Linked DNA regions of Homo sapiens: regions 2, 3, 4 and 5 are each linked to region 1. A link is a loop called in an ENCODE intact Hi-C map of the cell type or tissue named here. Cell type or tissue: IMR-90. All regions are shown on one strand.

Region 1 (5,000 bases):
TACCCTGATAACAACTTTTAAAAAAATGATATATCACAGTTGTATATATTTTGGGGGGTACATGCGATATTTTGATACACATATACAATGTATAATAAACAAATCAGGGTAATTGGGATATCTAAGTGCTTCCTTAACCTACAATAATCAGAAAAGAAAAAAGTACATCTAATTCAAAATAGTAAAAATTAAAGGAAGATAGTAATTAATATTTTTGGTAAGATACATAGCGAAACTAAAAATTCCATTTGGATAAATGACTCAGATTAAATATTAAGATAGTACTTTAAAAACATTGCTAAGTGGCAAGAGAGTAATGAGCATGACTAAATGTATACAAATCCTAACTGAACACCTCAAAAAGATATGGTGAAATTCCTGAGTTTTAAAATCTAACCTCTCAGGAAGTCAAGGTTATATCACATACTCAGCCAAAATACAAGATCAAATCTCATTTCAATAAATGATTTATGACTCAAAATAACCTTTGATGTTCATAAACTTCTTATGTCAAGTTTGGTGTCATCTACTCTACATTTAACAATGTAATAAAATAATTTTAAGTTTTTGAATTTTCAAAGTTTGGAAGAAAAATGGTAAATTCCTTTTTGAAATTCTACAGGGCTGTAGTGATTACTGTTTATCCTATAAAAATTCTGAAAATATTAGAATAATATTTGGAAAATGATAGCCATGTTTATCAGATTGCTTAAAAGGTTAGAGGAAGTTACTTTATATGCAGTAAAAGTGGCTTGGTTTGATGATTACATGACGGAATCTTTGGAATTTTACGTGCTTTCAAATTCGGGAACTCAGTGTTACAAACTCTTGAACTAAACAACTTAGTTTTATAATTGTACTATACTTGATCCTTGCTTAGAAGTTACAGACTTGTGGCTAAAGCTTTAATCTTCAGACCAAAAGTTTATATTGATAAAGTAATTTAATGTATGGCAAGTATTTATTATTGAGTTTAACATCTGAATGACAGATTATACATCCAGGTATATTATCACTTTATCGTAAGCCCTGTCACACATATAAGAGCAAATGTTGTTTAAGGAATTTAATTTTTAAATTGTTTAATACATTAATTAAACTTACAAAAGAATGTTTGAGTTACATGTTCAAACTGGCATTTTACTAGCTTTCACTAAATTACTTTTAAAATTCTGGACCAGTTTAAAATGTTTAAATAGTATATTACAATTTTATTCCTGGGGCCAGAATAAGATTTTATTACTCTTTTATAGAGCTTTTAAATTACTATAAGTGCTTCTTGTTTCATAGAAGATGAATACTCTAGCAAAATAAAGTTCTCATTACCTGGCTGGAGGAAAGATACATATTTAAACATTTAATAATTGCCAGATACACTATAATTACACTTTTAATTCTAACAGAATAATACAAAAGTTCTACAAATGATAATGTGATATGCCACAGAAAATAAGTTTAATATGTACAGAAGGATACCTCATGATGTTTGTTTCTTTTTGCAATCTCACTTGGCATCTTTCCATCTTTGGTTTGTAGCATTTTATTAGCTCCAAGTTCAAGCAACTTCAAAACTATATTTTTATGACCCTGACGTGCTGCCCACGTTAAAGCCTGTAAGTAGGGGGAAAAGAAGATTGTTTAAAGAGAAGGAGTGTATATGAGACAGACAGGAAAAGTTTTCAACAGTATTTATGACACAATAAAAAAGAGAACATAGTTAATTAATGGAATGATGCAATCTCTTCATTTTACAATATAATGTAAACATATTTCCAAAGTTGTAATTGCAAAGCTGACTGCAAAGCTCATTGATTTTTTAAAACCAGTGTTTTATACAATTAACTGATGTTAAGGAATAAAATGATTTATTTGCCAATCACTGAAGGGTTTTCTACAAAAAATAATTCTTATGTATATTTTAGAGCCCAGATTTTGCTGTGTGTTACAATTTTTTTTTTTAATCAAGAGTAAGGACTACGAGAGTCAGTTAATTCCTCATTTCTATTTCTTTTCTTTTCTTTTTTTTTGAGATGGAGTTTCGCTCTTGTTGCCCAGGCTGAAGTGCAGTGGTGCGATCTTGGCTCACTACAACCTCTGCCTCTTGGGTTCAAGCGATTCTCCTGCCTCAGCCTCCTGAGTAGCTGGGATTAAAGGCACGTGCCACCATGCCTGGCTAATTTTTTGTATTTTTAGTAGAGACAGGGTTTCACCATGTTGGCCAGGCTGGTCTCAAATTCCTAACCTCAAATGATCCGCCTGCCTCGGCCTCCCAAAGTGCAGGGATTACAGGTGTGAGTCACCATACCCTTCTATTTCAACTGTTGCTTTTTTTCACCAGATAGCAATTATATTCCAGCCCTTTTGTAATTATTACTTCTTAAAATTCTTTTTTTGTAGATTACTGATAATAACAGAAACAAAAAGAAACATTGTAAAAATGTTTCTCACAGTGTAACCATTCTCATCCTGGGTATTAACTTCTGCTCCATGAGCAACAAGGAGAGCAACAACCTGGGTGTGACCATCTCGAGCAGCATACATGATTGGGGTCATAAGTCTCCTAAGGAGGAGGAAGAAAGGAAACATTTGTGTTAATGCTGCCATTAATCTCTCATTTTCATTAATTTAACCATACACAATACCACCAGTACTGCTTTGAAAACGAAAAGAAATGAAAGCTTTTGCTAAATCAGGTGATTTAAAAATCCAACCTTCCTGCAAGTAAGTACAAGTGAAAGAGATGACACTTTTAAAGTGCTGAATGCTTACACAGCACCCTCTAGTGAATAAATGTATTAAAAATACATGAAATAAGCCACGCTTTCTACTATGAAGTTCACTAATATACATATTCATCTAGAAAATTATCAGTGTACCCACACTATGCTTATGCTAGGAATATAGTAATGAATGACACAAATAAGGTCCCTGCCCTCAAAGGATTTGCTAATACTAAATGCTTATTACATTTTATTTAGAGGATTGCTGAAACAAAAATGTAAATTTAAAAACTTCATTCCTTAATGTATTCTATTATGATTCTACTTTAGTCTGAGACTGAAAGAATTTTATTCTGACTGGGAGACTTACTATATATAATTAGAAAAGAGATAAGTCCAATAGATTAACCAGCTTAATATTCTCTTAAGAGTACTTTCTGGGAGAGGATAGTGGTTTCTCTGTAGTTTATCATTTCCCAAAATTAGAGATTCAATCCTTCTACTCCTGGAAGTTAGTCACCTTCTGGGCCTATTCCAAGGACACCAGATTTTATCAGCTCTACTTGGGCTGAACATAACATCATGGTCTGTTTTAAAGGAGGTCTGAGACTCTGAGCCCAATTTTCCTGAGTCGTCCTCAAGATCTGATTTATACACAAAGAACTTTGGAAAAGAAAAATAAATAATTTCAGAGTTCCATGTTTTGATCTTACCAAGAAAGTTTTTATTGGTTATTCACATTACATATACAACCTACCAATAGACTATTTCTCTGTAAGGTTTGTTAGCATAAGGTTATACCCTGAAATCTGAACACTTCACACCTATGTCCTTGTTAGCACAATTCATATATATCTGTTTCTTATATTTCATGGTATATTATAATTTGAATGTTTTATGTGAAATTATATGCTAAATCAGTTGTAAAAGATTGCCTCCTCTACCTTGAATATCCCTTACATAGTGGCTTCATTAGATAGACAATCTTTATGAGGTAAAGATTGAATTTCCTGGATAACTTAAGCAAACATAAAAAAATATATACAACTAGCCAGGTGTGGTGGCTCAGGCCTGTAATCTTACCACTTGGGGGGCTAAGGCAGGTGGATTGCTTGAATCCAGGAGTTCGAGACCAGCCTGGGCAACAGAGGAAAGCCCTGCCTCTACCTCTACTTAAAAAAAAAAAAAAAAAAAAATTAGCTGGATGTGGTCTGCACAACTGTAATCCCAGCTACTTCAGAGGTGGGAGAATCACCTGAGCCTGGGAGATCAAGGCTTCAGTGAGCCGAGATTGTGCCACTGCACTCCAGCCTAGGCAACCAGAGTGAGACCCTGTCTCAACAACAACAACAACAACAACAACAACAACAACAACAACGCCACCCAAAACCCCCACATACACACATACGTGGCAACAACAAATTATTTGAATTAACCATTCGAATTCAAATTCTTCATTACATCTAAATCCGAACTGTTGATGTCTCATCTCCACTGCACTTACCTGCATAATAACCCAAATCTGCTCCTCTCAGTCTTCCCTATTTCATAAAGCCACCATTAACCACATTACTCAGGCTTAAGACTAGGCATAATTCATGACTCTTCTCTGTCATTCCAAGTACAAGTCACCGGCAGCTCCTATTAGCCCTGCCTTCATAATCTGCTTCTGATCACTTTTCATCACCTCATTAGCCACTGCAGTGGTCCAAGACAACATCATCTTTCTCTGATTTATATTGCCATAGTCTCATAACTGCTCTCCTCCATGCTTCCATTCTTGGCCACTTACAGTTTATTGTCTTTGAAAATGCCAAGATCTCCCCTTTGCAGGAACTGTGCAAGTGCTCTTGCCTGTCCCCAGACCTTCATATTGCTAACTCCTTATTCTTATACAGATCCTTATTAAGAGAAGATCAGTAAAATTTTCAAACCTCTAGCTAGACTGATTAAGCAAAACAGAGAGAAGAAACAAGTTACCAGTATCAAGAACAAGAGAAGTAACATCAGTACAGATTATCCAGATTTTAGAAGTATGAGGAAGTATTATGAACAAATTTATGCCAATAAATTAGACAGTTTAGATGAAATGGATAAATTTCTCAAAATACACAAGCTACCACAGCTCACTCAAAAAGAAATAACCTGAATAGCCCTAGACTTATTTTTTAAAAACTTAATTAGTAATTATAAATTAAATTAAATTTTCCACAAAGAAAACAGCAGGCCAGATGGCTCCACTGGTGAATTCTACAAAACAGTTAATGAAAACAACATCAA
Region 2 (5,000 bases), 400 kb before region 1:
TCTTGTTGCCCAGGCTGGAGTGCAATGGTGCAGTCTCAGCTCACTGCAACCTCCGCCTCCCAGGTTCAAGCGATTCTCCTGCCTGAGCCTCCCAAGTAGCTGGGATTACAGGCATATGCCACCACGCCTGGCTAATTTTGTATTTTGAGTAGAGATGTGGTTTCATCATATTGGCCAAGCTGGTCTTGAACTCTTGACCTCAGGTGATCTGCCCACCTTGGCCTCCCAAAGTGCTGGGATTACAGGTGTGAGCCACCACGCCCAGCCACGTATATTGTTTTTATATCTAGTTCTTATCTATCTCTCTTGAAATTATAAGTTCATATTGATATCGCAGATCCTCATCTAATCTCTCTGTTTCCTTCTTTTCATATTTGTTCATTTCCTGAAAATCAGAAATGTGGGTCCCATTATCCTTAATATATTTACTTATTTGCTTAACCCATCTGTATGTAACCAGTATCTCTTAATATCCCCCCTCACCTCACTCTGGCTCTGATATCACATGCTTGGGTTTTGAAACCACATGCTGAGCATCCTCCTCAGAGGCCTTGCTCAGTTGTCTGGGCTCCAGCACCCAATATCCTCTACATCCATCCCCCTTCCCCTAGGGGATGCCTCCTTATACACACTGGGCTCTGACACCACATGCAGCCTGCCCCCTGTTCTTATACCCTCCTTTCTCTGCTTGGGCCATGACACCCTAAGCAGGGCTGCCGCATGCATCGATGCTGTCCTCACCTTGCTGAGTCTCAGTGCCGCTACCAACCCCCACTGTCTGTCTTCACCCAAGCATAGATACCTACCTCGCTTGGCCCCACCTATGACTTTAGAACTATGTAGGAAGGGGAAGACAAAGAGGAGGTGGGCCCACCTTTATGATTGATTCTCCTCTCACCCCTTTCTCTTTCTTGCTACCTTTAAGAAAATCCAAATAATATATTAATCAGTTACTACATACTTAAAGTTTTTGGTCTCATTCTTGGTTCCAAAGTCATGTCCTCTTTCATTAAGCTAAGCTCTCATCTATTTGTCACATCCTTTGGTTCTTAAGGTGATATCGATCAAATTATGTGAAGATGTAAGGCCTTGAAGAAACCTTGCAAACCTTGCCACAAAGAGCATGTCTATTGGAAAGCAGCAGTTTGAATGCTAGCTCCAGTTTGCACGTATTTATGTCAGCTGTGTGTGTGTGTGTGTGTGTGTGTGTGTGTCTATCTGTCTGAGAAAGAAGAGAAACTTTTGAAATTGGGCTGAATAATTTATAAAGGACTCCCTTGTTGTGATAGTCTTTAAACATCCCCAGATCTGGCCTGTCAATCTGAGACTTCTCAGCCTCCATAACTGCAAGAAATAAATTCCTTTTCTTTATAAATTACCTAGTTTCAGGTATTCTATTATGAGCAACAGAAAATAGACTAATACAGGCTCTGTTTTCTTTTAAGATGGCAGCAGTCTGGTTAATCCTAAAGTCTGTGGGATTATCTGTTATACAATAGCGCATCTCTCTTTTCCATGTTGGGGTCGGTTACGTGTGCCCTAAACTAAGTGCTCAGTGAGTTTCTGTGCACTTCTTCTATTGTATTACTTAATTTTTTCCCAAGGACCCAGTAATAGATGGCAGGGGGTGGGGTAGATGAGGAGATGACTCTATCACTTAATGTCTGTATGACTTAGGATACATTATTTAATACGTGAGGGTCAGTTTTCTCATTTGTACAGTGGGGATTTTAATAACTTTCTTACCCTGTTCCTGTGAGGGTTAAATGAGATACAACATATGTAAATATGCCCAACACATGTGCAGAGTCAGTGCTCAATATAGGCATTTGCTTTCCTCTACTATGGGTTTAAGATTCATGCAAGGATGTTAAAACAGCTCAATCTGGACTGTTCTCATGACCATTCAGACTTAATATTTACCCTAAAACTGGCATTACCCTTGATTTAGTCATGACGTGATTATTAAATTTGTTAAAAAAATTGGGTCCTGTATAAGAACTGCCCATGATTTGGATTTTGGCAGGTAATTTAGCTGTACCATCAATGGTAACTGTTTATCCAGAGTAATTCTTTCTACCACTAGATGGTGCTTGTCCATATATTTGTGAGGCTCTCCTATATAAAGTTACATAATTTGGGGTAAAACACATCTTGTTGACCTTTGAGAATTGTATAGTGGTATTGATACTCATGTTCACCTTGTTGATGAGATGTTTTTAAGGGTAAAATTTAGGGTAGGATTTGATGAAAATTTAAAAGTTTGGATCACTTTGTTTACCCATAGCATTCCCAAGTCCTAAGTATAAGATATTTACTAAAAAAATGATGAGATGGGAAGAATTAATGTGGGTAATATGGTATTCGTATTTTTGAAATGTGTGCGAAATTGGACCTAGGCTAGTTCATGAATTTGTTAGAAGTATCAAGATAATTAAGCAACCTGTAGGCCCACATAATTTCCTCTTGATTTTTCAATATGAACAGAAAAGCTTAGCAGACATTTCACACTCAAATGTACTAGTAGTGGATAGTCAACATCACATACAACTCAGAGTATGCATCATTTGAAGTATGGTGACATCAAAAAATATAAAGCAATTTTTGTTTTACTTTCTGAACAAATTCAACAAGCAAATTCAACGTGCCTCACATGGGGCTACAGAGATGAGACATAGTCCCTTCTTTCATGAAGTTAGGAATAATTAATTGTGTTTGACTGAGGTTAGCTGGTATAATAGAGATTGTGTGGGATCAGAGGAAAAGGTGATCAGAATTTGTGTTATGCAACTATTTTAGATGAGCTGTGAGGAAATCCCTGCTAGAGATTTGCTACTCTGTGCTTTCCACAAATAGCTGACATAGCCAGTTTGGAAATAAATACTTTGGTGATTTATTTTATTTTACTTTATTTCATTTTGAGACAGAGTCTCGCTCTGTTGCTGAGGCTGGAGTGTAGTAGCATGATCTTGGCTCATTGCAACCTCCGCCTCCCAGGTTCAAGCGACTCTTATGTCGCAGCCTCGCAAGTAGCTGGGATTACAGGCATGCACCACCATGCCTGGCTAATATTTGTATTTTTAGTACAGATGAGGTTTTGCCATGTTGGCCAGGCTGGTCTCAAACTCCTGACCTCCAGTGATCTACCCACCTTGGCCTCCCAAAGTGCTGGGACTACAGATGTGAGCCACCACGCCCAGCGTGATAATTTTAATTTTCAGAATTTCTCAACACTAAGAGCATTCTGGGTTGTGTGAGTAGAGTCTATTTTAGTTGAAAGTGGGATGATTCTGCTGTTTCATTCTAACTGTAAGTGGAAAGGAGGGGAGGAGATGGGACTGGTGGTGAATTGAGAGTTGAGGGGTACTGAAGCAGAGTCAATGAGTTGAGAGGTGGTGGTCATGTAGGATAAGGGGTTTTATTTGTAAGCAACAGAAACTGACTCTATTTTAAGGAAAAGTGAAAAATTTTCAGAATCTAATAAAAAGCTGAAAAATTCAGTTTCAGAAAGGACAAAATCAAGAGCATTTTCAGGGATTTAGGTAGTAGGAAATAATAAATCATTTTCTGAGAATGCCACTGTAAGAATAAATGGATTCCAGCTGCTTCAGTTTTTTTCTTTTATTATTTAAAAAAATCACTGATAAATACCATATTCTTTGCAGACAGCATAAGTACCAATCCCAGTTGACATCAGATGAAATGGGGAAGGCTAGTGTGAGGGAAAAGAGGAGCAGGTTTTGGCGGAAAGACTAGTTTTGGATGTCAGTGGAAGAGATTCAAATATTCAAATTGAGATATTGGGTAGGTAGTTGGATATGTGAGTCTGGAGGTAGAGAGAGAGAGATTTCAGATAGGTGGTATTTAAAGTCATGGGATTAGATATGGTTACTAAAGAAGTGAGTATACATGAGAGTCCTTAAATTGCATGGTGGGGCTTTCCAACCCAAAGAGGATGGGAGGAAGAAGAACCGGCAAAGGAGACTGAGAAGGATGATTAAGAACTTCTGCTGCTGGGCCTTTAAGTGAGAATTCATGTGTGTGTTCAAATTCTCTGAGCCCTTTCACATAGTCTGCCTATCCACATTCTTAATCTCCAACCTTTGTGCTACCAATCCTTCAGTCCAGCTTTTTCAGCAGGACATTAGACATTGCTCAGGAATTTATATAGATTCTGATCCTATGGCTTTTCTTCTGGCAGACAAAGTAAGAAGATGTATTATTTGAAGACTCTCTCTTCTTCATTATTCTCAGTCACCCCAAAGAAGAGCTATAAGCAGTAAATGAGTACTGGCATGTCACATAGAGCCATCAAAATGGGCTGGGTATTTTTCATCTTTAAGTATCTAACTGGGTTCTGGGTGAGTCCCCATGAACTGGTATATGTTTGAGGCACAGGAGTAGACTTACTGGGTGTGCACATCCTATTATGCAACGTCCTGGGCCTTTGGGCCTGCTGTGGCATCACTGGCTTGGCTGTTCAAGGCTGCAGCAAGAAAACTGCTCCTCTTTTGACGTTCTTTGCCTAGTCCCAGATTCTTGTCACTAAAAATTGGCCTCTGATTTGGTTCCTGACTCTGCATCACACCCTGAACTTCAGACATACTGATTTTCCATGAGATTGCTCTTGGCACCAGTCCCTTCACTTATATTGGCCACATTTCTTCAGAGTAATTTCTGACCTTTTTATTGGCTTAGATACCTCAAAGGAAAGAAACCTATTATCAGGGGCTTCTCTTGTTCACGTCTGGCATCAGTCTCTCTTTGGTACCAGAAATCACCCACTGTGAATAAACCTTTTTTCTTCTTTTGACACGGAGTCTCACTCTGTTCCCCAGGCTGGAGTGCAATGGGGCAATCTCGGCTCACTGCAACCTTGGCCTTCCAGGTTCAAGCAATTCTCCTGCCTCAGCCTCCCGAGTAGCTGGGATTACAGACGCCTACCACCATGCCCGACTACTAATTTTTGTGTTTTTGGTAGAGACAGGGTTTTGCCATGT
Region 3 (5,000 bases), 450 kb before region 1:
ATAACAAGTGGTCACAAAGTTAGGTCTTAAAATAATGCAACCTTATTATCTCACAGTTCTCATGGGTTCAGGCACATGTCAGCTGTGTCCTCTGTTCATGGTTCCGCGAGGCTGAAATCAAGGTGATGTCTGAGGCTGCAATCTCATCTGAGGCTTGGATTCCTCTTCCAAGCTTATGTGGTTGTTGGCAGTTCCTTGTGAATTGAATTTTGGAATAGAGCAATTATGTAATGTGTTAGCCAAACTGCAATATTTTTGAGAGAATGGAGAGCTCTTAATTATTACATTGAAATAACAGGTGTAAATAGGAACTATTCTGGACAAACTGCTATGTGTGGCCACCCTAATCAACAACAGTGAACTCTGAAAGCTGTGCAGCCCCAGTCATAGCCAGGAAAGATAATGGACAATGAAGAACCTTCCCTGGGAATGACGCACAAGGAGTTTTCCTCAGAGAGCGGAATCAGGGGCTACCTCATGAACTAAGCCATAAAACCACTACCAGAGTAGGGAAACCTTGTTTCATTTCTGAATTGCAATTATTCTGTTCCTACGTTGTATATTAAGAGTGTTAGGGCACTTAACATCTTCTAATTTATAGTTTGCTGGACGATGAGATGCATTTGTTTTTGGTGATGAGAATTGTGTATTCACCCTGCTATCTTGGACTTGGAGCTGACTGTAGTGAGGGATGGGTCCTTGGGGGGGGGGTAAATATACTACTCTGTGTGTAACTAGAAGGATGTGTTCACATAAATCAAAGGCGGTAATCTGTGGTGGAAATTGGTGGTTGCCCCTTCAATATTTATTTTTAGTTATGTGACTAAGTTCTGGCTAATGGGATAAATGAAAGCGTTGTAGGGCAACTCCTGGGATTTGCCCTCAGGGTCAGAACCTGTGTACTCCCCTTTTATTCTCTCTTCCTCCATCCTGCTCTTTGAAACTCTGATGCCACCGTCTTGAGCCATCAGGTCTAGGCACAAATGGAACTGAACACTCTCCCTCACACTTTGAAACACAATACCAGCTCAAATCATGTACCTGGCTTTTTACCTGAGAAACAAACTTCTATCTTGTTTAAGCCTCTGCTATTTTGTTTGTTGTCATCTGCAGCTTAACCTAATCTTAAAACTTAGATCCTCAGCCAGGAGCGGTGGCTCATGCCTGTAATCCCAGTACTTCGGGAGGCTGAGGCGGGCGGATCATGAGGTCAGGAGTTCGAGATCAGCCTGGCCTGGCCAGCATAGTGAAACCACATCTCTACTAAAAATACAAAAAACTTAGCCGGGCGTGGCAGCAGGCACCTGTAATCCCAGCTACTTGGGAGGCTGAGGCAAGGAGAATCGCTTGAACCTGGGAGGTTGCAGTGAGCGGAGATTGCGCCACTGCACTCCAGCCCGGGCAACAGTGCGAGACGCCGTCTCAAAAAAAAAAAAAAAACTTAGGTGCTCACTCTGCACCTCATCCTGTCTGATATTTAAAAAAAAAAAAAAAAATCATATGGGCTTGAAGATCTGGCCAAACCAAATAGTGAACATTTTGGAACTAATAATGAGTTACAGAAAAACCTTCCTGTAAAGTCAACAAAACTCAGAAATCATAAAGGAAAAGACTGACAGATTTTTCCTCCCCACACATTTAATATATTCTGGCCACAGAATATGTTAAATATTCTACAGAAGAATATTCATGGGAGAGCCCCTTAGAAATGGTTGCAAACTTTTTTTCTCTCTCCATCTGCTCGCGCTCTGTCTCTCTCTGGAATCTCGCTTTGTTGCCAGGCTGGAGTGCAGTGGCACGATCATAGCTCACTGCAGCCTCAAATTCCTGGGTTCAAGTGATCGTCCTGCCTCAGCCTCCTGAGTAGCTAGGACTACAGACTCGCGCCACCACACCCGGCTATTTTTATTTTTCACAGAGACAGGGTCTCGCCATGTTGCCCAGGCTGGTCTCAAACCCCTGGGTTCAAGCAATCCTCCCTCCCTGGCCTCCCAAAGTGCTGGGATTGCAGGTGTGAGCCGTCGCACCAGGCCTGCCTTTTATCTTTTAATTTTGTGTTTGGCATCTTTTGTGTTCAGAGATGTTATCATTATGTGTCTCGCTTAGTGTTTAAAAATTCTGCTTAAAAGGGAAAATGGTTTGTGTTTCTGAGCATGTGTTTGAGTGGGATGAGATCCTGTTTCCGAAATTAACGACAGGAATGGACAAGACTGCAGTTTCCAAGAGGCGCCAGCAGGTGGCACTGTTCCCATTTCAAGCTAATCGCAGTATAGGTAGATGCCGCGCGGAGAAACGAGTCCAGGACATCCTGTGTCCCATCCCTTGGAGCATCTCCGCTGCTCAAGGTTCGGCTATTACTCAGCAGAAGGGCACTGCTGGTCTGGAAAAGAAACTTTAGGAAGCGGAAATAGTGATAAGTTAGGGTATTTATTACCGGCTAACACTTGTAGAAAAGTTTGACTATATTCAAGCCAAGAACACAAGGATTCTTGGCTGTCTTTGAAGTTAGGGACTCATCTGCAAATGTGAAGCGAGCTATGATCTCTTTTCTCAGAAAAGTGCATTCGTGTCTGCACATTGCCATTTTTCTCTCTGTCTTCTCTCACAACACGCAGTCTTCATACAATTAGAGTTCATGGCCCCTATAATCCACTATCTCTTGACCTGAATAATGTTCACAGATTTCACACAAAAAAACTGTTTCAGACCTCCACTGTTAAATTATTTTCAGCACAACTCGTCTTTTAACAAACTTTCCTCCAACTCTTCCTGGTTGCAGACACTATTCTAGGTACTTGATAAACACAGCAGTGAATTAGACAGTGAAAAGGGCCTTAGTCACTAGAGAGAGAGAGAGAGGCACTACATAAGTCAACAACAGCAAAAAATGCCAGATAGGGATAAAGGTATAAAGAAAATAGGGTAAAGTCCTCTGTAAAGAGATGGCATGAAAACCAAGATGAGAAGGAAGCAGGAGTCAGAAAACGCGGGGGACAGTATTCCCCACAAGGAACCAGCTTCTGCAAAGGCCGAGGCGGCGGTGGGCTTGGCTGAATCAGCCAGAACTCTTGGCATTTCTCTCAATTCCTTTCTTTCTTTCACTAACCACATTCAATTGACAGCGAGTTCTGTCCATTTTACTTCCAAAATACATCTCAAGTAAGTCCACTTCTCTCTATTCCTAGTGCTATCACCCTAATACAAACTGCCTAGACTGTGGGAATAATCTAACTTTTTTGTTCATTTGTTCGGCATCTACTCTCATTTCCCTCCAATCCATTTCCTATCTAGTTACAGAGGAGTGATTTTGATTTTTATTTAATTATTTTATTTCTTTTTCTTTTCTTTTTTTTTTTTTTTTTTTTTTTTTTTTTGAGGCAGAGTCTCGCTCTGTTGCCCAGGCTGGAGTGCAGTGGTGCAATCTCGGCTCACTGCAACCTCCGCCTCACGGGTTCAAGCGATTCTCCTGCTTCAGCCTCCCGAGTAGCTGGGATTACCTCCATGCACCACCACGCCAGGCTAATTTTTACAAAATAGAGGAGGTTTCGTCACATTGGCCAGGCTGGTCTCAAACTCCTGGCCTGAAGCGATCCACCCACCTTGGCCTCCCAAAGTGCTGGGATTACAGGCCTGAGCCACCGCTCTGGCCTAAGAGTATCTTTTTATAATGCAAGTCTTGTCGTTTTCCTTTCCTGCTTAAAACCCCTCACATCCTTGCTAATGAGGTCTCTAAATGGCCTTCTCAGGGTAAAGGTAGAAAGAATGGCAGATAAAACAAGACAGCTGGCTGATGTGGAGGGTCCTGCCCCTTCCCCCTTACTCTTGTGCACTCAGTTGCACTTTCAGCACCTAACAGTGGCTTAAACTAGGGTCAACAATCTATGTATGGCCCATGGGCCAAATTCGCAAAGATTCTCACCTTGACCGAACTCTCTAGTTAGAATTTTTTGAGCTCTCTTTCTTTTTTCTTTTCTTTCTTTCTTTTTTTTTTTTTTTCTATTTGAGACAGAGTCTTACTCTGTCGCTTAGGCATGAGTGCAGTGGCGCCATCTCGGCTCACTGCAGCCTCCACCTACTGGGTTCAAGCGATTCTCCTGCCTCAGTCTCTCGAGCAGCTGGGATTACAGGCATGTGCCACCACGCCCAGCTTAAGTTTTGTATTTTAGTAGACATGGGGTTTCACCATGTTGGCCGGACTGGTCTCAAACTTGGTGATCCACCTGCATTGGCCCCCCAGAGTGCTGGGATTACAGGCGTGAGCCACTCCGCCCGGCCTGAGCTCTTTTTCAGCTAGGCCTCAACCTTTGGGCTCCCATGTTTATCTCTGTATTGTCCAGTTTTAGCAAGAATCCTGCTAAGTCGGTTTAGCCAGAATCCTTTACCTCTGATGTTGCCTCTTAGTAATTTTTCCATCTGACCCGCATCCTGCTCCTTGGCTAAAAATTTCCACTTGTCTTTGTTGTGTTCAAAGTTGAGCTCAATCTCTCTCCCCCACCGCAAAACCCCATTGCAGTGGCCCCTACAACTGATCCCAATGGTAAGTCTATCTTACCTTCTTTAACAAGTGTCATGAATGACTTTTCTTTTAACAAAATCCAGCCTATTGCCTGTTTTCATACAGCTGGAAAGCTAAGAACGATTTTTACATCACTACATGGTTGAATAAATAACAAGATGAATAACACCTAATAAAGTGCATTAAAGTATGCCATTCACTACTCTAAAGTTTTGCACTTGTTAGCTCATTTTATCATTATAATTCTGTGAAGTAGGTATTATTACTCATTTTATAGATGAACTTTGAAACTGATGCTCCAAAAATTGGCCGGGCGTGGTGGCTCATGCCTGTAATCCTAGCACTTTGGGAGGCCGAGGTGGGTGGATTGCCTGAGCTCAGGAGTTCGAGGCCAGCCTGGCCAACATGGTGAAACCCTGTCTCTACTAAAAATACAAAAAATTAGCTAGGCATGGTGGGGCGTGCCTGTAATCCCAGCTACTCG
Region 4 (5,000 bases), 73 kb before region 1:
GGGTGCCGTGGCTCAAGGCCTGTAATCCTAGCACTTTGAGAGGACAAGTTGGGCAGATTCTTGAGCCCAGGAGTTCAAGACCAGCCTGGGCAACATGGCGAAACCTCATCTCTACCAAAAAACAAACAAACAAATAAGAAACACCCCAAATTAGTCAGGCATGGTGGCAAGTGCCTGTAGTCCCGGCTACTGAGACTGAGGTGGGAGGATTGCTTGAGCCCAGGAGGTCCAGGCTCTAGTGAGCCGAGATTGTGCCACCGCACTCCAGCCTGGGTAACAAAGCGAGACCCTGTCTCAAAAAAAAAAAAAAAAAAAAAAAAGGGCTCTCCAGATCTGGCTGGGACTCAAATTTCAAATTTTCAGCCTCAGTTCCTATTAAATCTCAGTCTTGAACTCCACCCTAGAGTTCTTGTATCCCTCAACTTTATGATACACTTCCTGCTCCAATATCTGTCTTTGTCTTGAAGTCCCTTCATCCTGGAAAGTGCTTTCCATATCTCAACCATGGGAAATCTTTTATCTCCAGCTCAAACACCCAGTTCTTTTTATGATACAACCATTATCTCCTCAGCTAACTGGCCCTGTGGCTGATTATGTTATTATACCACATAGCATTGCCTGCCTTGCAATTGTATTACTCTTTTCTCCTTGACTAAAATTTAGTTTCTTATGGTCAGGGGCTGCTTTGTTTTATTCTTTTCCACATTGATTTAGTACCAAAACTGATGCCTTTCCCAAAGTAATTCCTTAATAAAATAACTGTTGAACCAAAGTTAGTCCCAAAATACAAGAACAGAGCTCTGAAAGTTGCAGTGCTGTTTGTTGAAATTCTGCGAATCCTCCAAAAAGAAGGCTAAATTGGTTTGGGTGTGCTCACGATGACTGGCAGTTAGGTTTTCAGCACTTAAAACCACTTTTCCTTGTCGTTAAAAACCGATACACATTCATTTTAGAAAATGTGTGAAGACACACACAAAGAAAAAAAATCATCAGTAAACTACCTTCCAAAGGTAGTAGCTGCTGGTTTTTCCCCCGTACATATAGAAATATTGTTTCTTTTCTCAGAAATTCTCAACAAAAGCAATATGGAAATGTAGACAAGGGCACATGGGAGAACAGGAGCGGATGTGAACTCCCAGGATCTAGTACTTCATGATTCTATGACCCTGCTTTAGTCTCTCCATCCCTCTCAGGCCCAGTTGCTCATCTGAAAAGTAGAAATATGAATACTATTTTTTATTCCTACAGGGGTTTTGGAAATATCAAATTATAAAACATTTGACAGTATTTTATCAATTAAAAAATACTATATGCTTGGTTTTATTAGTATGTTAACTGAATAGAAGATGACTCTATAGATAGATGGAGTGATCAGATTGAATCCTAAATAATAATTCCAGCTGGATGGACTTCTGCCTAGCTCTGTTACCTGAGTTACAAATAATCTTAACTTCACAAAAGGGAAAGGAACTTTTATTAAGCATCTATTACATGCCAGGTTCTGTGCTATCTGCCTTACACTTGTCTTCCCGTAGCACCACAAAATGCCCTTCCATACATGAGAAAAACCGAGATTCAATGAGCAAAGCCACTGGTATTGTAAGATTAAAACAAAGGTGCATCTGATTTGAAGTCCCATGTTCTTTTCTATTTTTAAGTTAGAGGCACCTTTTAGGGAAAGTATTTTCATGGAATTCCTCTTATTCTTATGGAAATTCCTACTCTTATAGAAACTTTCAGAGTGATGGAAGGGCAGTAAGACTGGAAACATGAGTTATTTTCATACAGATTCCCTTAGGAACATTTAAAGAAGTTGTGATTATTTCATTATTTCATCTTAGAAGAAAGAGTGAACTAACTTTTTTGTTTGTTTGTTTGTTTGTTTTGTTTTTTTTGAGACAGGGTCTCGTGCTGTCACCCAGGCTGGAATGCTGTGGTGTGATCAAGACTCACTGCAGCCTCAGCCTCCCTGGCTCACATGATCCTCCCACCTCAGCCTCTTGAGTATAGCTGGGAATAGTAGCTGAATAGCTGTGGTAGTAGAACTGCCACACCTGGCTAATTTTTTATATTTTTCTGTAGAGACAGGGTTTCATCATGTTGCCCAGGCTGGAAGAGTGGACAAATTTAAAAGGTGCTTGTTTGCAAGCTCATCAAAGGAAATAAATGGCAGATATTGACCTTTTGCATGTAATTTACCTAAAACTATCTTAAAATGTAATTTGGAAGTTTTTATAGCATGGTTTCTTTAGACCTAAACAGAGCTGCTGAAGGATGCTATAGAATTTCCTTCCTGATAGAATATTTGTTTTGAACAAGACAGGCTTATCTTTTTAGTACTTATTCATAGTCCTAATTGGAGGTGGAAAACTAGACTCAATCAAGGATGAGCATTTAAGTAAACATGAAAGAAAGAAATCATTATGAATTCTGCTGAAACTATGATTAAATGATATAGCACAGAGGATCTAAAATGACATTACAGTACAGAGACACATGAGGGTGCTCTAACCAACTGCTATAATAAATAAATTGTTCAAATATTGGGGAAAAATTAAGGCCCGTTATGAATGGCAGTGATGAATTCTGACTTTTAACATTAGCTAAACAGAGCAATCTTAGAATAGATGGTTTTTAAAAAAATGAAATATATTGCTCTCCCCTACCCCTCCCAGTTTAAAAAGTAGATGTTCATATTGGCCAATTTGGAAAATGCTGAAAAGCACAAAGAAGAAGAAAAAAAGTGGACTGATGTTACCGTCAGCCCTGGGAGGTGGGGGCTTTCTAGAGCCTTAGAGCCAAGCCAGTTGGAGGCTTAGCTCAGGAGGCCTGCCTTCAAACAAGCCCAGGCTGTTCTCATTTTGATTCCACAGACCTTCTGCTAGTACAAAGGGGGAGTAGAGACTGGGGGTCTAATGACCGCAAGAAGAGAATTAGAGACGCATGTTTATCTCAATACATTTACTCTCATTAAAGTTCATATTCACTGACATCATGCATCTCCTTGAAAAAGTCTGCCCACCCACCATTAATTAAAGCCACATTTTAAAAAGTCAGTGTGTGCACTTTTATTCCAATCAAAAGTAGCCTCCTAAGTTTTGCAGAGCAGGCAGGAGAATATCTGAGGCCTGACAGCTGTTCACCTCTACACGGTGAAGAATCATGTGATTTACATTAAAAGTTGTGTTTATTCAGGGCCTAAAATATAATAGCTATGATCTATTGTCTTGAAGAGTTGAAACATTCAATATCTAATGACCTATTTAGTGAAATTAACATTTATTTTGATAAGTCAATGTTCTTTTGGATACAATATCTTTTATCTTTCCAAATAGAGAAATCTAACTATATACCCTGTTTGAACAATTAAGCAGCACACTCCTATCAAAGTCACCACACTTTATAACTTATACATGTACTATCAATGTTAGGACAAAGGTCAGTGTAAATTTTTTTATCCAAATCATTGCACAAACAGTAATTACCAATAGTTGTAGGATTGCACAACCATAGTCTATTTTCTTGGCAGTAGTGACTGTAAGTTCATAAATTCATGAAAATTAGGAATGTTGATTTTTAAAGTTCAAGAAAGGTACTATTTGTAAACAGTTCAGGTCACACTCATGTTATACCATGTGCTAAGCAAGAGTTCTTTCCTTCTAACTTCCTTTAAATGAGATTTGTTCTCTCCAGGAGCCTAGTAAAGGGGTTTTCATCCATTCTTTTCTATTATTTTTCCTATTAAAGCCCCCCCAGGGACCTTTCAATTTTATGCTTATCTTTCTTTATATATTAATATCAAACACATTTTTATGTTGTGTTGATAAAAGACAAATTATCGTTACCTCTTCCTATTGGCAATTAGATTATTCTAGAATAGTTCTGAACAAATATTTGATTCACCCAGCCAGTTAATGCTTTCCACACAAAAGCATCAAGTACAGCATTAAATTCTCTAGTTATTCTGGTCATACCACCATACCAAAAGACATGGGTCATCAGTGGGTCTGAACATTGGCATTGAAATGGTTTAATCCTAGGGTAAAGCACCCCTGGACTACGTGTTGAAACCTAACTTTCTAGTCCTTTCTACTAACTTCCTTGTGACCTTGAGTACCTTGAGGGCTTCAGTTTCCTCATTTAACAAATGATGGTTAAAGGGTGTACACTGACTGGAGCCCAGGAAGTTAGTCAGGTCTAGAGGAGAAGGGGCCAGAATACCCTCTGAGGATCATGTCTTCTCCTGGTCCACTTACTTATCCAGCACCAGAAACAACAAGGTGGGGCTTTTATGAGTGAGACTTGGGTCAGGTTCCCAAAGAGGGCATCCCTAAATCTAGAAGAAGCCAACAAACCATGCTTGATGAGTTGTTTTCATGATACATGTAAGAAAAGATGCTCTGGGTCTAATCTTTATATCCCTTAGATATAAGCATTCAGTGTAACATTGCTATGTGGGATGAAGCACTATCCTAACCCACAGTTCATATCTTCTGCTTAAATGACAGTGTCCAGAGAGACCATAAAAGACTTGAATCAACACAATGCCAAACACAATGGGTGGACTCCTTCAACTAGCTATAGGAAGGAAGGTGGAGTGTGGGTGGGAATATTTCAACCTAGTTGTTGGTATTCTTCCGAACAAACAGCTAATGGCTGGGGGACAGTAGGAAGTTGTGACTACACAGCATTTTATCAATTCTAGGGAAGTTTAAGATAAGCTCTGCCTAAGTGGTTTATAAAGCCATGCAGCCTACAAAATGAGCACCGTTGCATTTCCATACCTTCCTGCCAGCTCTGTTGTTGTGAAGATTCATCAGGGCTCTGGCATCCTTTCCTTTCCTTTCCTTTGCATCCACAAATGCGCGGGCAAATTTGATCCCATAGTCAATGTTATCACTGCAGCCACCCCAATCAAAAATGCCTTTGCTGTCCTTGGCGCTTCCCATCTTCTTTGGATCACAGGAACAGGATTTTACTTCTCCTTGGCTACAGGCCCT
Region 5 (5,000 bases), 260 kb before region 1:
GCTTAATTATTTAAGAATATGGATATTTTTACTAATAATGATTGCTTTAAATTGATCTGAATAATGTAGAGAATTGGGTATTCATTTCTGAGATATCAAAGCTAATAAACATATGCACAATCACTTGTCAGAAATTGACTGGCTTGGGGTTAATTTTATAATACAAGCCAATGAAACTTTAGCTAGCACCCTTTTCTGTTGTACTTTGAAACTAAAGTGTTTAAAAGTGTTAAAAAGTTCCTAATGTTTTTCCAGGGGAGTTTTTAAAAATTGTTTCTTTAGTGAAAAATCTAACTGATGGATTCACAATATTTCCAAAATATGATGTTGCAGGGTTTAACAGGTTTGTTGCATGTAATGGATAAGAGTCGGGCAGTCTGGACACCAGGCCTTAATCTCATTTACCATAGACCTTAGGGAAATTAGCTTTTCTGTACTTTTTACTTATGTAAAAAGGGTGTAATATATACCCCTAACTAATGTATGTAAGGAATGTAGATAAATCGAGCTTTAAGCCCCTTTACAGAAAGGATCCATGAAAATCAAGCTCATAGCAACAACAAAAGTTGCTGCTACTACTGTTTGTAATAACATTGTCATGCTTATCCATACTTTAGATTCTGGGAAGATGTGGTAACTTTTTAGTATAAGAAACCCTTCTGGGCCTTGAATTAGCAATTTATAATTTTTGAAGTCCCCATGACTAGGGATTTTCTATCTTTTTTTTAATTTTAGAAAAAAGTTTTCAGAGTTAAATTGGGTGTAGAATAATATTTTCTTTCTGTGTGATTAAAAGCTCTGTGACTATAGAGCCTTTTTTTTGTTTGTTTTATGAGAATTGAGTTCTCTTCTCTTGAGTATTGTGACAAAGGGAAAAGTCTGTGGTTCTCTCAGAATATTTATTCCCTCTGTAGAGCTTCTTCAGGTGGGTGCCAGTTAGTTCAATACCCTTTTCACTTTTCTGCCAAGGCTAAATGTTCCTCTAAGACATAAGCTATTATCTTTTTTTGTAACCCATGGCCTAATTGAGAGATTAATGCATAATTACCCACTCAATACATGTTTAAACCACACAGTCTTATGAGTGATGGGGTGGGCATTGCAGAAGAGTAGAAGAGTATGAAAAGACATGAAATAAATAAGTATGATTGTGATGGAAGGTTTTAGTAGGGAATAGTGAGAGGGAGGGCTGAAAAAAAAGGATTAGAGCTTGCTTTTAGAAGTACTTAGCTGTAGATAGTAAACATTATTCTTTAGGTTCTTTGTCTCTCACAAAGAAGCTTGTAATGATCTCATTATGACAAAGTAGGGAATCTCTTCCGCAGACTTTGGGAACTAAGCAAGTGCTATTCAATATTTGCTGCTGCCCTTTTTCTTGAATTTCATTCTTGCATGTGTGCTAAGGATGGAACATTTCTGTCAGCACTTGTGAGTAGAGACTGCACTGTGAATTGCTGCATATGGAACTATAGAGAGCATGTTTGTTGTATCAAGGGTATATTTTTAACTATATTATTATTGATATTAGCAAGTTCATGATGAAGTCCCAATCAACTTCTAGTGCATCTTGAGGGCATTAAAATTGTTGATGTTAATGGAGAATGGAAAATTCCTTTTTGGAGGTAAAATTTTAAATCTGATTTGAAATAAGGAATTTATTCCTTAAAGGAACACATAAGAAACTCTTACCCTCTAGAGATCTAAGTACTTCCTGACTTAAATCTTCATATTCTAATATGCTTGGCATTTACATCCTTTGTCTCTATCACTAAACCATCACATAGCCTGATATTTATGAGGTATGTTACCTAGAGTGATTCTAGATTGAGTTTTTGCAGACAAGATAAGATTATGGAACAGAGGGACAAAGAAGAAATTAACATAGCTGTGGCCTAATTTTAAAGCACAACTTTGACATGTGCTCATGTGTGACCTCTAGGTTGCTTGTTTCTTAAAATAAAAATATACCTGTCTTGCACCTTCAATTTAAAGGGCATAACTAATGAAGACATTTCTTAGATACTTCTTCATTACATGTTTTATTCTCACTTAGAACAGTTTACATCTGTTACAATTACTTAGATCCTTTTTTCTAAGTTTTAGGGATAGTTAAACTGAATGCAGCACACATATATGACACCAATGTTAACACAGATTTCTTTTTAAGCTCAGTTCTCTAATGGAAGTCATAAAAGCAATATTTCACAATGTTTGCTGCACCCCCTGCTGGCTGTATTGTGACACTTCTTAAATAAAGAGCATCTTTAGATACTGCTCAGTGAATACTTTAGGTATATACATGATTTATCTTTGGAGTTATTTTTTGTTTAGAAATAATTTCAATTGCATCTGATATATAATAGAGTCGAAATTTTAATTGAAAACAGTTTTCTTTGTGATTTGTCAATTGATGTTTAAACAGTGTTTATCCTTCCAGGTAGTATGATGATGTATTTGTTGGAGACAAAATATTTGCCCTAGCCTTTTTACTAATATTTCAGATGAGATTCTGTGGAGGAGAAGCATCTCCCCAAATGTCCTTGTTTTATAGTAAATAATTCTACCACGAGGATCCTTATCCATAAATCTATATTCATGTTTATTTTGTGCTAGATACAGATCTTGCAATATTCATGAAGCTTTAAGAAGAGCACTTTGAATCTTAAAAGAGATTCTCTGAGCAGGGGTTGGCAGTGGTGAGGTCCAGGTAGTTATAATAGCCATAAGAGCAGGGATTATGGTTATTGAGCTCACCAGTGTGTTTCAAGCCATGATCTGGAGTCAAGGTGTTAGTGATTCCTCTAAGGGGAGAAAAAATAATTACAGGAAGCATAATTTTGTAGTTAATGCCATATGAAGTGACAGCCATCAAATCTCAGTTTCACAAGAACAAAATTCAGAGATGCTAAATTAAGTGGACAAAGATCATTTTCTAAATGGCAAGTTAAGCTAAGTGACAAAAAATTTAGGGCCATTATTTATAAATATTGTGTAAATTTTAAGTGGGATCCTGCCCTAATTTAGAAATAAGTACATCTTCTTTAAATGAAAACACGTATTCCTGTTATGTGTATATCCTTTACTATTTTAACAAATATTTGTTGAGATTACACACATGTTCCCAGAGTGCTTTGTGTTCTCCATTATCACACTGTGTTGAAATTGATGGTTTACTTATTTCCTCCAGTGGGTGCTCAAATTAATGCTCAGTGGATGGATGGATGTTGAATGTACAGGACTGAGGGTAGGATCCTAATGAATCACCACGTGGCCTTCAATGTCCTTTGGATTTCTGCAATAATTGCTCACTTTTTTGTACATATGTTGTTGGATGTGGTTTTTGCTGGTTGCACACGCACATAGATGTTTTGAATACTATTAACTGATTTTTTTATAATAAAATCTTATTCATCCAAAATCTAGTATTCTGAATCAGTAGAAAGTCTTAATCATAGACTGTTTTAAAAGAATTGTAGTTTATTAGTCATATGCTTACCATTATAACACAGTCTTAAAGTTAATGCTTGGCTTTTCTAAGTTAAAGTCCTTTTGTTCTAAATTTCTGTGGTCCTGGTATAATAAAGAGGTATGACCTATTAGGATGTGCTAACATGATGATATTAGTATGATGATTAGTATATGTATCTGTGCAAGTAAATGATATTAAAATGCTTTGAGACAATTTCTTTTAATTGCATTTCTTCCTACAATATGGTAATCTTATTAATTTTCTTATTCCTTTCCTGTAAGGCAAAAGCAAACTGGTAAATTATCATAAAATCACTGTTAGCATGAACCCAAATTAAGACTATAAGGCTGTTTGCATATTATACTCTATAGTTTGTCTTGTCATGTACAACGTTATTATGAGGTATGTTTTAGACTGACAGAAAATAGTTTTACTTCTGCCTATACTTTTATCTATAAGGTTTTAGAAGTAAATTCATAGAATCAGTTTGGACCTCTTGAAATAATTTTAGGAGTTATGAACTAGCTGATTTTGGCATGCATCTTGATTTGGCAAGTGAGGAAACTCAGGCCCAGAGAGATTAGGCAAAACTTTCCAAAGTCCCGGAGCCTGAGCCACATTTTGTGATTAACCACCCAGAGTTTTTCCACATTGCTTCCCATGTAAAGGGTAGTGAATAGAATTATCTTATCAAATGGCAGGAAGGGTGTTTTGCTGAATTAATTAGCTTGTAGTGTCACTGAACTTACGCGTAACATTTTCATATTTCTCTTTGTTGCAGAATGCAAAGTATGGCGAAATCCACTAAATTTATTTAGGGGTGCTGAATACAATCGGTAAGCATTTTGACAGCTTGGGAAACAAATGGGTCTGGTTCAGAGAGCAAAGACAGCAGCAAATGTTTTTGCTGGTTCATTTAGGGGTCATTGTAACAGTCTATGTAGTGCGTCCATTTTTTAATACTATCTTCAAATGTTTTGATTTTTCTGTTTTATAAATATTTTAGCACTAGATTTGGGATAATGTACAAAAATGTGTAGTTTTTAGAGTTTTTGTATTAACAGTTATTCTTTTCAATATATACTATACATTGAAAACATTTTGAAGCTTACCTGGAATATGGTTATAGAGATGTCGCAGAAGTTATGTTGGAATTTAGTTTAGCAAAGTAATTAGGCAAATTAGAATTTTCATAGCTTTAGGAAAGTGTCTATTCATAATATGAATTAGGGAAGGTTTTCATTAGCAAGGGCTAGTAAATTTTAAGACAAAAACACAGGAGAAAATGTTTATTTCTTTTGACTGATATAATTCCTGAAGGGAGAATAAGATGATTTTTAAAAATTTTTTTTATTCATTAGCAAAGCTATTTTAGTATTCAGTTAATGGTCTATATTTCAACGCCTCTGCAGCTTAATATTTTATAGGTCTTGCTTTTCTCTCTCAAAAGTGTCTAATCATCTTATTTCTCCTTTGCAGGTATACTTGGGTGACAGGACGAGAGCCTCTTACTTACTATGACATGAATCTC

The links. A loop is a pair of places that touch in the nucleus more often than their neighbours do. Peaks named below come from ENCODE experiments on the same cell type or tissue, not always from the same donor. Only the 100,000 strongest peaks of a DNase experiment are listed, where the experiment ranks them.
Region 2: it touches region 1 in a loop (4-fold over the local background); 11 of 110 quality-filtered maps call a loop at or near these places.
Region 3: a loop joins it to region 1, with 9 times the contacts of the local background. A loop is called at or near these places in 21 of 110 quality-filtered maps.
Region 4: it touches region 1 in a loop (9-fold over the local background); 14 of 110 quality-filtered maps call a loop at or near these places.
Region 5: a loop joins it to region 1, with 4 times the contacts of the local background. A loop is called at or near these places in 5 of 110 quality-filtered maps.

Annotation. Positions count from the first base shown.
Region 1 is chr7:117,383,250-117,388,249 of GRCh38, forward strand. It overlaps ASZ1 (ankyrin repeat, SAM and basic leucine zipper domain containing 1), which reads right to left. Exons shown (of 13, transcript NM_130768.3): 5 at 2,449-2,560; 6 at 1,477-1,611. Among named protein-coding and RNA genes, the nearest start is that of ASZ1, 42 kb to the right of the region's middle. In IMR-90, a CTCF peak has its summit at 2,771 (motif pointing left); a DNase peak (open chromatin) is centred at 3,262; H3K27ac peaks cover 424 bases.
Region 2 is chr7:116,982,931-116,987,930 of GRCh38, forward strand. The region is part of intron 1 of ST7 (suppression of tumorigenicity 7); the gene reads left to right. Among named protein-coding and RNA genes, the nearest start is that of ST7-AS1, 31 kb to the left of the region's middle. In IMR-90, a CTCF peak has its summit at 2,083 (motif pointing right); no DNase peak of the experiment used is centred here.
Region 3 is chr7:116,928,377-116,933,376 of GRCh38, forward strand. No RefSeq gene overlaps it. Among named protein-coding and RNA genes, the nearest start is that of ST7, 23 kb to the right of the region's middle. RefSeq lists a silencer at 519-813. In IMR-90, a CTCF peak has its summit at 2,231 (motif pointing right); a DNase peak (open chromatin) is centred at 2,265.
Region 4 is chr7:117,310,287-117,315,286 of GRCh38, forward strand. WNT2 (Wnt family member 2) reads right to left here. Exons shown (of 5, transcript NM_003391.3): 3 at 4,785-5,000. The region is part of intron 1 of LOC105375467 (a long non-coding RNA gene); the gene reads left to right. Among named protein-coding and RNA genes, the nearest start is that of WNT2, 10 kb to the right of the region's middle. In IMR-90, a CTCF peak has its summit at 2,503; no DNase peak of the experiment used is centred here; H3K27ac peaks cover 539 bases.
Region 5 is chr7:117,125,543-117,130,542 of GRCh38, forward strand. It overlaps ST7 (suppression of tumorigenicity 7), which reads left to right. Exons shown (of 16, transcript NM_001369598.1): 4 at 4,251-4,305; 5 at 4,949-5,000. The region is part of intron 2 of ST7-AS2 (ST7 antisense RNA 2); the gene reads right to left. Among named protein-coding and RNA genes, the nearest start is that of ST7-AS2, 18 kb to the right of the region's middle. In IMR-90, a CTCF peak has its summit at 2,231 (motif pointing left); a DNase peak (open chromatin) is centred at 2,219.